Linked DNA regions of Homo sapiens: region 2 is linked to region 1. Evidence: chromatin loops called from intact Hi-C (ENCODE). Cell type or tissue: MCF 10A. All regions are shown on one strand. Each heading gives the region's core, and the rest is flanking DNA. Links, peaks and the distances in the headings are about the cores only.

Region 1 (8,637 bases), core at 305-8,304:
ACTGTGTGTAGTAGAACTTCCTGAAGGTGCAAATTATTTTCGGAAGTCCCTTGTTTCAGTCATCTTCCCAACAGAAAAAAAAAAGAGAGTATTAATGATAGAAATACTTGATGTGTGCATGGTGATTAAAAGATTTTTAAAGAGCTTCCACATACATTATTTTATTATGAAACAGCTTGATGATCTAGGCAGTGTTTAGTATTGGCAATTTGCATTTGGAAAAACTCCATTTTACAAAGGGAGAAAATAAATCATAGAAATAACTTGCCATAGTCACTTCAACTGTGACCACACAGACAGAAGTATTTTTATCTAATATGTTTTTGGCATTTTACTATATGACAAGCAATAGCATTTTGAAGCAAAGGGGAATACACACACACACACACACACACACACACACACACACATCTTCCAAAAATTATCTTTAAAATTCCCAGTTATGTAGATTTGATCTCCAAAGCAATCACTTTTTTTTCCATATTATGTAATTTAAGAGCTTCTGGGGGTGGTAAAACAAGGAAGTTCTCTGAGGATAGGGATGGCCAAAGGGAACAGCAGCATGGTGGCCTCCCAAGCTGAGGCCACTGTGAATCTAAACAGCAGCCTGGTAGCCTTAAAAGGTTTCATTTGGGGGTAGAAGCCAATCGCACAGGTAGAAAGACCCCTTGACTCCATTTGTGTTACTTTTCATTTAGAACCAAACTAAATGGGATGAGAACAATGTCTCTGCAGTGACTCTGGGTATGCAGCTAGCAATGACTCAAGGAGTCAAAGCAGGACTCTGTTAGATAATAGAGAATCTGAAAGAGGCTTGGAGCCGTCAGGATGAAGAAATTTACCTCACAGACTTGTTCTCAGCCCAGGTTGGCGTTCATGTCAGTTTAAATCCTTTTTCACTCAATAGCTGAGCCTTGAGAAGGGGCTTTAGCTGCCAATCTGACTGAGAGTTGACATCTCAATTAGAAAAGCTTCTGTTCGGTGATGATCCAGGAGTGGAGGAAAGAGGAAGCCAACGACCTTCAGACACCCAGAAAAGGCGAGCCCAGTGCTCCAGGGAGGACGAATCATTGCAGCCAACCCTTAACATTCTCGTTTCTAATGCACTCATTTCCTACAAACCTGAGAACCCATGACTTGAGGTCTTTGTAAAATTGTTAAAGCCCAATTTTAAGTCTTGCTTATTTGGAGGAAAAAGTTCCTTAGTCAGTAAATGAGCCTTGCTGACAACCCAGGAGCCACCTTTCACTATGGTTTAGTTTCTCTCTCCTCCTCACCCAGGGATAGTATCTCAGAGGAAGAATTAGAAAAAAAAAAAATCTCTCTTTGTGAAAAATGACACGTGTGTGTGTGTGTGTGTGTGTGTGTGTGTGTGTGTGTTGGGGGTGGGTGGGGGCGTGGAGGTAGAGCCTGTAATGCTCTAGATATTCTATTTGCTCTCTTGCAGTTAGGTGGGGTCATGTGACTGATCCAGTGGAATGTGTGTGTAGAAATATGTCACTTCTGGCTGCAGCATGAAAAGCTTCAGGTGGGATTCTCAGTTCCCTTCCCCTGCAATGGCAGCTGAGGAAGGCCTGTGTTTCAGAGGTACATCTACAGGATGGTTAAACCTCCGTCAGGCTGGTTCCCTGAATGACCACGTGGAGCTGAGCCTCTTACTAACTCACACTGAATATGTCCCATAAGGGGGAATAAGTCTATGCAGTGTTAAATCGCTATGATTTTAACACTGTTACCTCAGCGTACCCTTGACTTTCTTAGCTAACACAACAGGAGAGCTAAAACGTCAGTAAGATTCTTAAAGCAATTAAATTTTGTAATGAAGACCCATTTTTATTAGGAGCCTATAAAAATACATCTATAGTAGCGGATTTGAGGTTTGGCCTTTTCTGTTGCTGCTCCTGATGTAAAGTACTCAGCAATGAAGAGACAAGCTGAAATGATATGTTCATTAGCAGTGCCTTCTGGGAGACTCACAACATCTGATTGGTTGCCAAGTTTGGTATTTTAATTACTCAACATATCAGAAATCTGTCCCTTCTTTCCAATTCTACTAGCATTGGGTTAAAGTCACCTTGCCTTGTTGAGGCAGTGGCACTCACTCTGGCTACCCTCTAATCCACGGGCCTCATTTCAGCCCAAGTTCTCTTCACTCATCTCTCAGAACTCATTCAAAAGTTCCCATTGCACTCCAAATACAGTGCAAAATACTGAATATGGTCCCAAAGGCCCTATGTAATCAGATGATAGGAATGAGAGGCAGGAAGATCGTCCCATTTAACCTACCCCAAGGTCCCAAATGGACTCGTAGGGCAAATTTGTCTGCAGTTTAGCTGGCTGTTGGAGGACTTAACTCTAGGTTCAAAACAGAATGTTTGGCAAAGAGCTATTTGGTATCTACCAATACCTATTTCCAAAACCGAGGATGGGGGAAGTAGGAGGAGATAAAGACATGGTTGTGACAAAATGGATTAGCATTAATTTAGGTCTCATGCCTCCAAAAACTTTAGCCATTTTCTCAAAGTAATTTTCCAACAACTCATTTGGATCTTGTAACTTCCGTCTTTTAAGACTGTCTGCTAGTCCTTCTGTATCATTTGAGGCTTTGCGTGACGTAGCCCAGGCATTCCTCTTGTTCCCCTAAATGCACCACGGTCGTTCACAACTTCAAGCCTTTATATGTGCATTTGGGGTATGGGGAACTAGAAGACTACTTCTCCCTATTTATTTTCTACTACCTTCATCACTTCCAAGGCCCAACTCCAATGTTACCTTCTTGTGAACATTTCCCTAACTCCCAGAGTTAATCGAGCTCTCACGGTAACCAGTTACTAGTTCAGCACCAGAATTGACCATGTTGTGTTATCATTGACAGCATTATCCCTTTGTCATATCATTATCATCATGTGTTACATCATATCATATTATATCATTTTATGTTTCTCTTTTCCTAGACTGTAAGCTGCATGAAGATAGAAACTCCATATTGTCTAGCTCAGTATCTTTCTCTCTTCCTCAAACCCACAGATCAGTTCTAACATTGAATACACATCATAAACTCTCAGAAGAAAATGCTCCTTCACCTACCTTCCTTTTGGAGATTGTTAGAAGAGAAAGTATAACCTATTGATATATATATATTTTTTTCCTTTTTCTTTTAACTGTTATCCTGAATGATTACAACACAAAGCATATTAATAGACGTCACTTACAAATGACTTATTCCTAGAAAAAAATAATCTGATTACTTCACTCAAGGTGCTGTTTCTGGGGTTCTCCAAGATCCTTGAATGCCAGGAAGAGTCCAAGGACAAAGTGCTGCTGGGTACCAATCTGAGCAATAAAAATGGTGCATCTGCCATCTAGTGGTCATCACGTGTAAATGCACCTGGACTTGAGCAAAAGAAGTCTCAAGGGACATCCCATAGTGAACAGAAAGTAAAACTAATACCTGTAAAACTAATGCTAATAAAAGTAATAAATACCTGTGAACATGGATGGGCCTCCTACTGTGTTCTAGACACTGTGTTAAGGGTTTGATACGGACTATATTATTTCATATTCAAGACAATCATGTGAAGTACACCCTATCTTTATACCCATTTTAGAGATAAAAAGTTTGAGGCACTGGAAAGTTAAGGCTTCTGATCCAGCTAGCCTGACATCAGAACCCACATCCTTAAAAACTGAATTATAATATGTGGTGGTCAACTGAGCTGAACTCTTCAAGAACATCAATTTCTGTGTTAAAAGATGTAGTAATTATTAAAATGTGTTTACAATTTTAGAGTTGGAAAAATATGTTCACAATGTCTTATACCTTTACAACAGCTCCATTATCAGTATCCTTATGTTACAGATGGAGGAACTCTCTTAAGATAAATGAAATAATTGTTTAAAGTCTCCAAGCCAGTAATTGATAGATCAAGTGGATTCAAACTTGAGTTTTAATCTAAACTCCATATTGTATCTGCTACATTACTTTTCACATATAGTGATTGAAAAATATTACAAAATGTTTTCATAAGCTTTTTTTATTTAAATACATTTTTATTATTCAAGTGTTCGGTGCTCCAGTCTCCTGAAGGCTAAGTAAATCTGGGGCTTGAAGAAGAGCCGGGGACTAGCAAAGCACAAACAGCACTGAGTCACAAATTCTCTTATCTCCCCTCTGCTGTGCTAAGCCCCCTATCTGCCAGAACACTCCATCTCACCACAAATCGAACAACCAGCACCAGATTCCAGACCCAAAGAGCAGCCTCTCGCTCTCTCAGCTTGGCTCACTTATCCAGTTTAAAATATGATGTTTTAGTTTTCTTGAGAACCACCAAATCACTGATTACCACTTCTTCCCAATGTTCCAATCCTCTTTGAAAATCTACTTACACAATGGTATGGTCAGTCAGTGAAGAAGCTGAGTAGCTCCTGTGCCTATTGATGCTCAGATCAGGACACTATGTCACTTTAGAACACAAATCTCAGCTTCTAGTTATAGGATCTGTTCTTTCCCTTCATTGAAATGCTTTCTCTGTTCATTTTGGCCACACTTCACTTTCCCATCCATTGTCTTTTCAATACATCTTATTCCTTCTTTAAAATATTTATTAAGATCCAATTATGGAGTCCCTAACCTCAGGAAGGTTGCAATCTAGTAGAATGATATATAAAAATGAAATTAATAGACAATGCCAGGTGCATTGACACTCACCTATAACCCCAGCTACTCAAGAGACTGAGGCAGGAAGATCGCTTGAGCTGAAGTGCTCAAGACCAGCCTGAGGAACATAACGAAATCCCCATCTCTAAAAATTAATTAATTAATAGACAAGATAATTATAGATTGTGCTAAGTCACAAGAAGGAAATAAACAGCTGATGTGATGAAGAGTTAATAGTGCAGGGAAGAACCTGTATTTCTGGGCATTTGAGCTGAAACCTGAATGCATAAAGAGGAAGGGAAGTAGGGTGAAGCACAACAAGTGGGATTGGCTCCTTGAGCCCAGCTCAGATTTACTTTGTAGTCCATGAGAACACATCCTTACAAAGATTTACACATCCCTGACCCTTGGGTTTTGTGCATCATGCTTCCATGTAAGCTCCTTAAACCCCTATTTTCTAAGTTCTTCCTATTTACTCCTCTCTTGACAGCCTCAGTGTGGTGGGGATAGATTAAGAGGAAAGCAGCAGGCAGATTTTTGTGGTGAGAGAAAGGAAACAGAAAGGGGGCAAAAATATCTGAAAAAACGATTGTGGATAGACAATGGATATGAATATAGATGGCTCAGGGCAGATATGAGTTCTATGATCACAATAATGGGAAGTAAAATGCTCCAGAGAATAAGAATTTTGAATGATAAAAAACTTGCTGTTCTCTTAGCACATGGGTGACTTTAAATTACTTGCATTTTGTGACATCAGATGAGAATTAAACTTTTAAATATTTTGTTGCCCACAGATATCATCCTTCATCACAGCAGTGACAAGTGTGTGGGTTGTTCTTTGGTGAGGTGCATAGAGTCTCAATTATCATCCCTTGATAGAGAATGGATTATGTGGAGAAGGATTCAAAGTGTCTCTGTAAAATAATTGTCTTAGTCAGTAATTTTGCGCTCTGTGTGTTTTCCAGTTTCTTTCTAATCCCGCTCAAGAGATACAAACAAACATTTTTAAAAGACCAAAATATACTCATTTTTCTTTATTCTTCTTAGGCTAGCAGAGTCAGAAAATCCTTCACAGAAGAGACAAGCTAGATTATATTCAACCTCACGCACCATCAACACAGTTGTCAGCCATGTAGCATGTTCATTACAGTGACGGTAGAAGAAGCAAAGTGAACACAGCTGGATCTTCAGATCCCAGGTCGAGTCTGCAGGGCTGGCTGTTAGAAACATCATCTTTTCATTTATACACTGAGAAAATTTGATCTGGAAGTCATTGAGGGAGAATATGGAAGCCCCATGATGTCACTCTTATTGAGTGACTTTTCTATTTCTGAGCTTTGGTTCAACACAACTGGCAATATAAGCAAAATGATTATTAAAATAATATTTATAGACATACAATTACATAAGTTGGGAATTTTATAGCAGATATATTTCTTTCAGATAATTTATACTTCTGACACTTTTTTCAAAATAATTAATTCCACACTTAAAAAATGTTATATATTCTTTCCTCTTCATTACCACCAAAAAAACCTCAATGTTTTTCTTTTATGGAAAACCACTGTAGCTAAGCAAAACTCATCATGAAATAAATGAAATTATTACTTATAATAACAGCAGTAAAAACAATTACTTTAGTTGTTTGTCTTTTATGGATCTTTGGTTAAGGATTGAATTTTATTGTGTTTGTTTTTAAATGCCATATTTAGAATTATTTTGTTTGAGATCTTAAACAAGTGGACCTTTGTTTCTGTTCCAGAAGTTATTGAAAAGCAAGCCAAAGTATTCCATATGCTTCTTTTTTACTTAACTACTTAATTAAACCATTCTACTGAAAAAAAAGATGATCGTTTCATTCATTCTTTACTAGCTACTGAATTAATTGATTCTCTTCATAGAGGACATGAAGTTGAGGTTTTGAGGCTAGTTTTCTGGAAAAAGAATAAATATAATATCTGCATATATGTGTCTTTCCCTCTTTCTCACATCATTCTCTTCCTTCCATAATAGAAAGTTACAGGGAGCTGGCACTGACCTGGTAACATCACAAAACACACTTTTTATATTCTGGAAAACTAGATCAAAGTAAGAGTGTCTTTGGATTGCTTCTTGGATTCTGTAAATCTTTCAAGACTCCATTTGATGAAGTCGCCTTTTCGTCTCATCTAATTCCCAGTTTTATACAATGGAAACATTCTTCAATCAATAGATTCTAAAACACCCTTGCTCACTTCTCATACAACAGGCCAACTCACTGAATCTTTCACCTTGAGCTGCTATATCCAATTCAGCCATTTCATTAAAAGACAAAATTTCTTGAGCATATTTCTAATCTCCTGACCCACTCTATTATTTTTTTCTTCATTGAGTTTCTGTATTTGTGCAAGTCATTATGAACCTTAATTAGGACATTAAAATCCTCCACAATGATTCTCTTTTTGTCACTGGAATAGAAGAGCTATCTCTTGCCACTTCCCCCACACTGTCCTTTAAAATACTTAAAGGCACAAAATCGCATGCTCAGCTTATGCAATGTTCTTTATCTTTGCTGAATCATTATATAAGGGGCCAAATCTTCATATACTGTAAACTGTAAAACAGCTACAATATTTGGTAGGTCTACTTGCGTCAGTTGTCTATTTTAGAAGTTTGAAATGAAGATGCTTTAAAATACTCAGCCATGCATTGCCAAAAAATTAAGAAAACAGACTCAGAGAAGAAATGTACTGCATCTGACAAGATAAGATATGTGTCCCTTTTGATTTCCATCAGGTCTAGCCAGCCAGTCTGTCTGTCCATGTGTTTTTTACTGCCTGAGGCCAGCCAGTTACTTACCCTAGGAGTGCTTGGCACTCTCTCTCTCTCTTTCTTTCTCTCTGTCTCTTAAATCTCTGTCCCTCAGCAAGTCAACAAAACTCATGCTCAGAGTTTTTGGAATCTGTCTCCCAAGTCATCACCGAATGGTCCAGATGATGCTGCTATCCAGAAATTCAGGAGAATTAATGTTTCATGTGTGAACTCTGACCTATGGGTCAGGAGCTGGGGAGCTGGGTAGTGATTCTCTGTTGTTTATCCAGTTTGTGAACTGCCCTGAGGCTTTGACATATAGTCTGTCCAGAGAAGTATCATGTGTGCTGCTGAGCAGACGTTCCCGCTAAGTAATCTTCTGGGTCTCTGAGTTTCATCTAGAAGTGGAGGCTGAGCATAATGCACCACATCACATTGCTTCCCATTCTTTCTGCATCCTTGCCTCGGTCTCACCCTTGCTTCCTTGGATTTGTGGCTCCCAATAAGGCATCAGCACTTAACCCTTGACTCAGGCTCTGCTTTTTAGGGAGCCTAGGCAAAAGCAAATCCAACACAAGCAAGAGACTTATTTATCTTTGTCAAGTTGAGAGTCTGTAAAAATTACTGAGAAATCTCCAATGGCACACTTACCTTGTATTTATGAGTTTCAGAGTTTGAATGAATACTCCCATTGATAGGTGAGGGTCCTAACGTAAATTATCTAGTGCCTGATTGTATTTAATATTCACATTTGGAATGTTATGAGATCTTTGCTTTTGTTTATAGTTTTAACCATACCTTGTATGAACATGATCACGAGAAGAAACAGAAAAGCCCAAAAGAAGGGACATATTCTAAAATGTAACCAAATACACTCTTCAGAAATATTAGGCCAAGGAAGATAAAGAAAGGCTGAGGGGCCATTTCTAATTTAAGAATGCTGAAAAGAGATGAAATCTAAATGCAATGCATGCTCCTTGATTGGATCCCGGAGCAGGGGAAACACTATGAAGGATAACGTTGGAACCACCAGTTAAATTTCAGTGTGAACTGTGGATTCTATAGTATAGTTGTATTAATGTTCAGTGATACACAAAGATTGGGTAGAACAGGCCTCAGGAAAGTCAAAGGATTGAAGAAAGAACAGACTGTGTTGATGTTTATTACCTAGGCTAACATCAATGGCT
Region 2 (8,637 bases), core at 379-8,378, 1.6 Mb before region 1:
TCATTACTTTTCTTTGCTGTTTTTTTTTATTAGTTGGCAGAGACCATAGGGGTTCAGTGAAGTGTTGGCAACGTGTATGATATTGAATTAAATGGCCAACGGTGGGAGAAAAACAGGCATTTATTTCTATTAGAATTTTGATAATCATACCAAATTTAGAAGCGTATTTTTAGACTTGTTTACATTCTTAGGTTGTTCATTTCACAGTAGTAATTATAGAGACTAGAAATATAAATGATGTTTCCAAATACTTATGAAGTCTCAGTGTTAGTAGTTTCAATTAAATTTTTTAAAATGCAGTTTATATTTGAAAGTAGCTACAGTAGCCTCTCTTGCTCTAATGTTATTTGGCTACAAAAAGAGGAAAATGGTAATTTAGATGTGGCTGAATTCAGAGCTAAGTACTAATTTTAGTGTTAGTTGCAGAGACTAACAAGATGAGTCTTATACTGCAGTCAGAGGTAGAATAAACAGAAGATATGGTGAGTAAGCCTTGTCCTGGGCTTGGCCATTGGTAGTCCTTGGCATATGAAAAACCAGATACAGATCATTCTCATCCTTCCATTCCTGCTGTTTGTACTTGGCACTGTTTGAAAATAAAATTTATACAGGAATATTTATGATTTATAAATTTGAGTTACTGTATGTGACATATAACAAAAGCTACACTTGGAAGATTGTAGCCAGTGTTGACCTCTGCACTTAGAAGATAATAGGCCGATTCAACCCTTCTTCCCATCTGCCCACTCTTACCCCCACCCCAAACTCCACCAAAAAACCACACAGCTCAAAACAAAAACAGTTACATCATTCAGAGGTGGTACCATCATTATTTTTATGGATGGGAGATGTCAGAATTTAAGTACACTCTGAATCAGAGCTACATGATTTAACCAGAAACACCAGAAACTGTCCTGGTGGAAAATTGTTCTTTATCCAAACAATAATCATGAAACATTTCCACCATGGCTTTTAAAGGTCAGAATAGAAATGAGTGAGTTTGTCTTCTGCCTCTTGCAAAATATACAAGACCTTAAGACTGTTAGTTACTATTCAGATTATGGTTGCCTGGGATAACTTTAGTTTTAATATACTCCTTCACTTTGGGGATGTTCATCTAACAGAACAAATAAAATTCAGAATAAGGAGAAAGGAAATAGAATATATATTTGAAGTAAATAGAATGTTAGGAAAAACCTTTGGGCTAAAAAAAAAGACATGCAATTCTGAAGTAACTTTGATTTATATCATATGATTTTAAGAAAATACAATGAACAAACGAGTTGAAAATCAGCACAATACTGATTTTCACAAACGTTACCGATAGGAGGTATAAACAGAGTTCTTTCGGTAATAGCCTGCCGTCTTTTCATGAGCGCCCACACACACTGCTCCTGTTGGTTGAGATGGCTGGTGCAGGAAGGTGGATGGGGTGGTGGATAGTGTGTGTTCAAAGCACAGTGCTGTGCACAGTCACTATGTGTGGCACTCAGCTTGTAACTCATGGGAGTTTTGATTTCAGTAACAGCACCCATGGTGGCAAGATCACACATCATCACTCTGTTGATGAGTAATTTAACCCATACGCTTGCTATTCACCATTTGAACAAAGCATTGTATCATATCCTGGACCCTGGAGATACCCTGAAAAATAAGACCCAGGCCTTGTGGTTGAGTTCACAGTCACTTTGGGAAAACAACCACAGCAGTGAATCTCGGTATTGCTCAGGCCACATCATGAGTCTTCTCGGACACGTCAGGCGTGTATACGGACTCGACTTGGAGCACTCTTCCTCAGATGTCTGTACCGCTTGCTCTTTGACATCCTCCAAATCTTTGCTTACAAATCCCATTCTCAGTCTGGCTTTCCTTGAGCTCTTAATCAAAATCATAAACTCCATTTCCCATTTCTCCTCAGCATTCCAGCATTCTCCATTGCTTTTCCTTCTTTGTTTCCCCCTGTGTAGTCTAACATACTATCAACACAATAAATGTTTACCTGTGTCTATTAGAAAGTAAGCAGGGAGATATGTCAGTTTTGTTCACTGCTGTATTCATAGAGCTTAAAACGGTAAACAGCACTCAATATGTATTTGTAGAATAAATGGCTAATTGTGCTGATGGTGTTTAGGGCACTTATGCAGACCTACATTCCTGGTTTCCATTAGTGTTTGACTTTGGGAAGTCACAGATGAATCCTGCTGTTATTGCTTCTAAATTCCTCATCTCCTAAAAATGACTTCTTTGTCAAAAACAAGCTGCATTTGTAGGTTCTGTTTTCCTCATGTTGGGCAATCTGGAGTGATTTCTGGCTCTTGTAAGTATGTTTGTGGTTGCAGAGGAAAATGAATATTTCTCACCCAAATGTTGTCATGTCATCATCTCTGTCTGGCAACCAGAGAAGCAGATGTTCTGTTCCTTGACCTCAGGCTAGTGGTTACAGTTCTGGGTGTTAAACATGTTTCACAAAACAGCACTTGCACATGCGGGGCTGCTGTTTTCATTTAACTTCATGTAGTCTCAGGGCTCAGCAAGCTTTAGGAAAGGTCCGGTTTGGGGGCACTGGAAGTGTGTGTGTGTGTGTACATATATATACACACACAAATAGATCCATACATTTATGTATCTAGTTGGCTAGCTATTGCAAAACACATGTTTATTTTGAGATCATCAACACTTCTAAACATGACAAAGAGTAGCCCTAAGAACATTGCCAAGAACAAATTTTCTCCTTTCCAGAAAGCAATTTTCAGCAGATGATTTTCAGAAACAAAATTCAAAAAAGCCATACTGCTGTATCCTAGCAAAGATAACTTATTCGTTTATTTTTTACTCAAAAACATTTATTATATACACTCTGGGCTAGGCACAATGCCCAGTTTTGAGGATAGAAGGATGAAGATAGAGTTTGGTATTCCAGATAGAGCTTGATTGTTGGGCATGTCTGATGTAACCCCAGTGGAGTGGGCGAGCCTAGAACCACCATGTATTGAGGGAGAGGGTGGTGGCCTCAGTGTCAGGACTCACTAGATTCAGACTCCTGGGTGTCAGAAGTGGGGAGGAAAGGGAGATGCTGAGTGCCAGAGGGTACTGTAAGGAGAGCTTGTGCAGCTGATGGATCATGCATGATGCCTGTGAACAATTGTCCTACTAGACCTCACAGTAGTTAGGGATGTCTGCAGTCATCTCACAGTAGAGCAGTAGCTCAGCTTTGGAGTTTTGTTTCTTGAATGTCTTCTTTTTTAACCGTACACGTGCTTGAGCTCACTCTGATAAGCCCATTACATTTGAATCTCAGAGAGCAAAGGCAGCATCTCCATACTTGTTGCTGATGCTCCACCAGGTTTGAAAATCACTAAAGATAGACTCTTAGGCTGGGTGCGGTGGCTCACATCTGTAATCTCAGCACTTTGGGAGGCCGAAGTGGGCAGATCATCTGAGCTCAGGAGTTCGAGACCAGCCTGACCAACATGGTGAAACCCCGTCTCTACTAAAAATACAAAAATTAGCCAGGCGTGGTGGCGCGTACCTGTAATCCCAGCTACTCAGGAGGCTGAGGCAGGAGAATCACTTGACCCTGGGAGGCAGAGGGTGCAGTGAGCTGAGATGGTGCCACTGCACTCCAGCCTGGGTAACCTAAAAAAAAAAAAAAAAAAAAAAAATTAGACTTTCCAAGGGCAGCGTGGAAGCAGTGACCAGCCTGAGTAGGCACGCACACTTCTTGGGGATAGCCTCCTCCATAGCATTCTTAGAAGGTTTGGTAATGACCAGTTTTTCTGAGTAAGACCCTATCTACATTATTCTAATTAGTAACCACCTTTCATCTGCTAAGGTAAATTTTCACTTCAGAATATTCCTCTTAAGACCATGCAATAACTCTTACTGTTTGTTGGTGGAAAACCATCTCATTATTTTACTGGTTAAGGGTAAACTGAAGATGATTAGATAACTTTCCTTCCTTCCCTCCCCCCTTCCTCCCTTCCTTCTCTTTCTTCCTTCCTTTCTCCCTCCCTCCCTCCCTCTCTCTTTCTTTCCTTCTCTCTTTCTTTTCTTTTCTTTTTTCTTTCTTTCTTTCTTTTTTCTTTCTTCCTTCCTTCGTTCCTTCCTCCCTCCCTCCCTCTCTCTCTTTCTTTCTTTCTCTTTTCTTTCTTTCTTTCTTTCTTTCTTTCTTTCTTTCTTTCTTTCTTTCTCTCTTTCTTTTCTTTCTTTCTTTCTTTCTCTTTCTCTTTCCTTCCTTCCTTCCTTTCTTTCTCTCTCTCTCCTTCCTTCCTTCCTTCTTTCCTTCCTTCCTTCTTTCCTTCCTTCCTTCTTTCTTCTTTTTTTAAATAAGGGTCTACCTGAAGTGTGAACTGATTTGGGAAATTTGATCATGCAGAACAGTAAAATTTTCTTTATGTTTGTTGCTAGCAAAATTGTGATGGTTTTTTAAAAAAATGGCTATTGATAATAAGGCATGCCTAATGTAGTGAAAGTTTGAAAATGTCCCAATTTCTGATTGACAGAAGAAGAACTGGCAACTCCTCCACTAGATGGCATCATTCTTCCAGGAGTGACAAGGCGGTGCATTCTGGACCTGGCACATCAGTGGGTGGGTGCCTTTGATATGAACAACTTTTGTAAGCCTGAAATAAAAAATAATCAAAATAAGCCCAGCCTAGTGTTGAAATAATATCCTGTGGTTCCAACCAATGTTATCTAATCTTTAAATTCTAACGTGAATGAAAAGTATTCTTCTAGAAGGGCTTTCTTGGCAAGACTATTAAAATAAGTATTGTTGATAGCAAGGGCAGAGAGAAACCAGTTTAGCAAGATGTCATAGTGGAGAAGTATTCTAGTAGTAGTCTCAGTCTACCAGGTATCTCCCACCAACTTTTGTCTGGTTCATACCTGATGTGCTTCCATCCAGACATTCCTTAACTTCCCAAGTCTGTGTTGCTTCCAAATGGCAATGATACTTCTTCCTTTCCTTTATTTATACCAGTGTAACCATGCTTGCCGTAGAAATGAAATAATTTCACTGACATATAAATGTTTACTAATATAACATTATTGGTTTGACTGCCTTCTTTTTCTCTCTGTCCTACCCCCATCCTCCAAAATTCATATACATGCCTATTTTAAAATCAGAACATGCAAGCAAATGTAAAGTTGTTTTCAGTAGACTTTCAAATTCGTGTGACACAGGCAAGCATATTAAACAATTTGGTGGACCGGGTGCAGTGGTTCATGCCTATAATTCTAGCATTTTGGGAGGCCAAGGCAGGAGGATCACTTAAGCCCAGGAATTCGAGACCAGCCTGGGCAACATAGTGAGACCCCGAATCTACAAAAAAATCAAAAACATTAGCTGAACATGGTGGTACATGCCTGTAGTCCCAGCTACTTGGAGGGGCTGAGGTGGGAGGATGGCATAAGATCTGGAGGTCAAGGTCGCAGTGAGCTATGATCAAGCCACTGCACTACAGCCTGAATACAGGGTGAGACCATGTCTCTAAAAGTAAATTAAATAAATAAATAAATAAATAAATAAATAAATAAATAAATAAAATAAAATTTAAAAAGGTTTGGTTTTGGAAATGACGTAATGTATTCAAGACAAATTATTGAATGAATTGGGTGTCTGGTAAAGGTTCTTGGATGGAACTTTTGACCCAGGTGTTAAAATGGTCTCCAAAGAACATGAAAAGGCTTTGAGCTTACTGTGGTCAAAGAGTACTAGTAGTAATAGGACAAATGTTTAGAAACACACACGTTATCTAGGAGCATACCAGCATGGTTTCTCTGGAAAAGACTTTCAAAATAGATGAAATGTGCTATAAATAATTCTACAAAACCCTGAAGTAGACAAGACCCAACTGCTACATGCTGGCTGGCGCATTGGGCATGACATTTACAAACCGTTGGTATAATTTTCAAACAGCTTGCCCTGTCCTAAATATGTTTGCAATTGGAAAGATATTTTTGAAGCTCAGTAATTTTTGTTTTATTAAAGAAAAATATCAACCAAGTACAGAAGGTTCGACGACAAGTTGCAAGTGGAAATACTTTCCCACACTAATGATTTGCTAGCATGAAAAATAGGTTATTATGGAGGAAATTTTTTCTTGACTTCATAGCTGTAATTTATTTTAAAAGCTATTTTAAAACATGAGACGTGAAATGCCAAGAGGCATGTAGGGGGTCACCACTATTTGCCAGATAGGGGAAATTGTCCAAAGATAAGTAAGGGTGAGCAGAGCAAAAACAATTCTGCTTATTTACAAAAGAGTTTTCTTTTCTTTTCTTTTTCAGGACACAGAACTCAGCTTGTTTTCAATTAATTTGCCTGATTTTCTGCAGTTCATTTACTTTTGAACAACATAATTGCAATTGTAGACTGAGAGAAATTGAAACTTTCAAAGAGCCATATTTCTATTGCAGATATATTTTCCTGCTCTTCCAAATCTACTTACAGCATGAGTTCTTCTTTTAAATATTCAAATATTTTGAATATTGCCAAGAGCTTTGATTTCCATTTTTATCTCTTGTGGGTTTATAAATTAAGAAAAAATACTCATCTTATTTTTTTAAACCTCTCTATTTTTATTGCCCTTTATTCAAATAACTTGTTGACAAACTTTGAACTTGAACCACTGAGGTAAAAGAACAAGAATTAAACAGATAGTTTAAACACATAGCTTAAAAGGATCTTTTTCCCATTTCCTATCCTTGAGCAAAGAATATATTCAAACACTTTGGCAGAAGTCAATGAGGTTATACCACTAATTCCATGATGAAAATCAACTGAATGTGATACTGAAAGAGAAGGAAGAGAATTGTCACTGTAAAGTCAACTGTTAGTCATATTAGGAAAAAAAATACATACAATACAATTTCTCAAATAAAGTCCAAATATACATTCAACGTTTAAAAATAATGAGTATTTCAGATATTTGAACTCAGTCTGTTCTTTATTCCATAAAAGATATAGGTAAGCCGTGCACAGTGGCTCACAACTATAATCCCAGCACTTTGGCACTTTGGGAGGCTGAGGTGGGAGGATCACATGAGCCCAGCCTGGGCAACATAGGGAGACCCCTATCTTTACAAAATAAAATATAAAATATAAAACCTAGTTGGGCATGGCAGCATACACCTGTAGTCCCAGGTGCTCAGGAGACTGAGACAGGAGGATCACTTGGGCCTGGGAGGTCGAGGCTGCAATGAGCCAAGATTATGCCACTGCATTCCAGCCTGGGTGACAGGGCAAGACCCTGTCTTAAAAAAAAAAAAAAAAGAAAGAGACAAACGTAGAAAGAGTACCAAATTTGGAGCCAATCAGATCAGACCTGGGTTCAAATTGAGTTTCTGTCACTTACTTCCTTTGTGGCCCTGGAGATGCCCTTCAACCTCCTTGAACCTTAGTTTCCTCATCTGTAAAATGGGGATGATAGTACTCACCCTTAAAATTACAGAACTTGGCATAATAGCGGGTGCTTGATAAATGGTAGCTATAATTATTAATATTATATAATACATTGTTCTCCTTTATGGTAAAGTAGGTTTTAAGACACTGATTTTTTTGTTTTGTTTTGTTTTTGGAGACAGAGTCTCACTCCGTCACCCAGGCTGGACTGCAGTGACGTGATCTTGGTTCACTGCAACCTCTGCCTCCTGAGTTCAAGCGATTCTCCTGCCTCAGCCTCCTGAGTAGCTGGGATTACAGGCACCCGCCACCATGCCTGGCTAATTTTTGTATTTTTAGTAGAGACAGGGTTTTACCAGGTTGGCCAGGCTGGTCTCAAACTCCTGACCTCAAGTAATCTGCCTGCCTCAGCCTCCCCAAATGCAGAGATTACAGGCATGAGCCACCGTGCCCGGCCTAAGACACTGTTAACACGGAGCATGCATCAAGCAGCATTTGGGATGCATCAATTTTGTGAGACTTTATACAAGTTAACAAATAAGAAGGCAAAAAAGAAGGCATATGTTAAAGTATACCATGTGTCTTGTGGTGATAATCTTATATTTTATATTCTGATAATCTCATATATAAATCTGTGACCTTGAAGTAGGTTACTTAACACCTCGATGTGTTCACCAGTAAGATGGTGTGCCACTTCCAGCTTTCCCTTAAAGGATGATTGTGACCTTGTCTAAGTGCAATCAGAATGTTAAGCAGAACAGTAAGTATTGCAATTGTTTTGCATGCCTTTTCCTTTAAAATATACTTGTTATTTTTTATATTCCATGCAGGGTGAATTTAAGGTGTCAGAGAGATACCTCACCATGGATGACTTGACAACAGCCCTGGAGGGGAACAGAGTGAGAGAGATGTTTGGCTCTGGTACAGCCTGTGTTGTTTGCCCAGTTTCTGATATACTGTACAAAGGCGAGGTACGACAAGTATTTCCTCATTTCCTATCATTTCCAATCACATTAAATTACATTTAATTTAAGTGTATGAATAAAATTGTATCTGGACCCAGACCCAAGATGCAAAAGTTTTGTCGTTGTTGTTGTTTTTCTTTATTTTAAAGAGATGGAGTCTCGCTGTGTTGCCCAGGCTGGAGTGCAGTGGCTATTCACTGGTGTGATCATAGCTCACTGCAGCCTCAAACTCCTGGGCTCACGCAATCCTTCTGCTTCAGCCTCCTG

What was found. Hi-C counts contacts between places; a loop is a spot of excess contacts. Peaks named below come from ENCODE experiments on the same cell type or tissue, not always from the same donor. Only the 100,000 strongest peaks of a DNase experiment are listed, where the experiment ranks them.
Region 2: a loop joins it to region 1, with 31 times the contacts of the local background. A loop is called at or near these places in 14 of 110 quality-filtered maps.

What each region holds. Positions count from the first base shown.
Region 1 is chr12:23,200,108-23,208,744 of GRCh38, reverse strand. No RefSeq gene overlaps it. Among named protein-coding and RNA genes, the nearest start is that of LINC02955, 500 kb to the right of the region's middle. In MCF 10A, for the core only: a CTCF peak has its summit at 3,360 (motif pointing left); a DNase peak (open chromatin) is centred at 3,344.
Region 2 is chr12:24,832,462-24,841,098 of GRCh38, reverse strand. It overlaps BCAT1 (branched chain amino acid transaminase 1), which reads left to right. Exons shown (of 11, transcript NM_005504.7): 8 at 4,503-4,588; 9 at 8,236-8,376. It overlaps BCAT1-AS1 (BCAT1 antisense RNA 1), which reads right to left. Exons shown (of 4, transcript XR_007063245.1): 4 at 4,544-4,622. Among named protein-coding and RNA genes, the nearest start is that of BCAT1-AS1, 17 kb to the right of the region's middle. RefSeq lists a silencer at 1,298-1,487. In MCF 10A, for the core only: a CTCF peak has its summit at 4,534 (motif pointing right); DNase peaks (open chromatin) are centred at 2,368 and 4,538.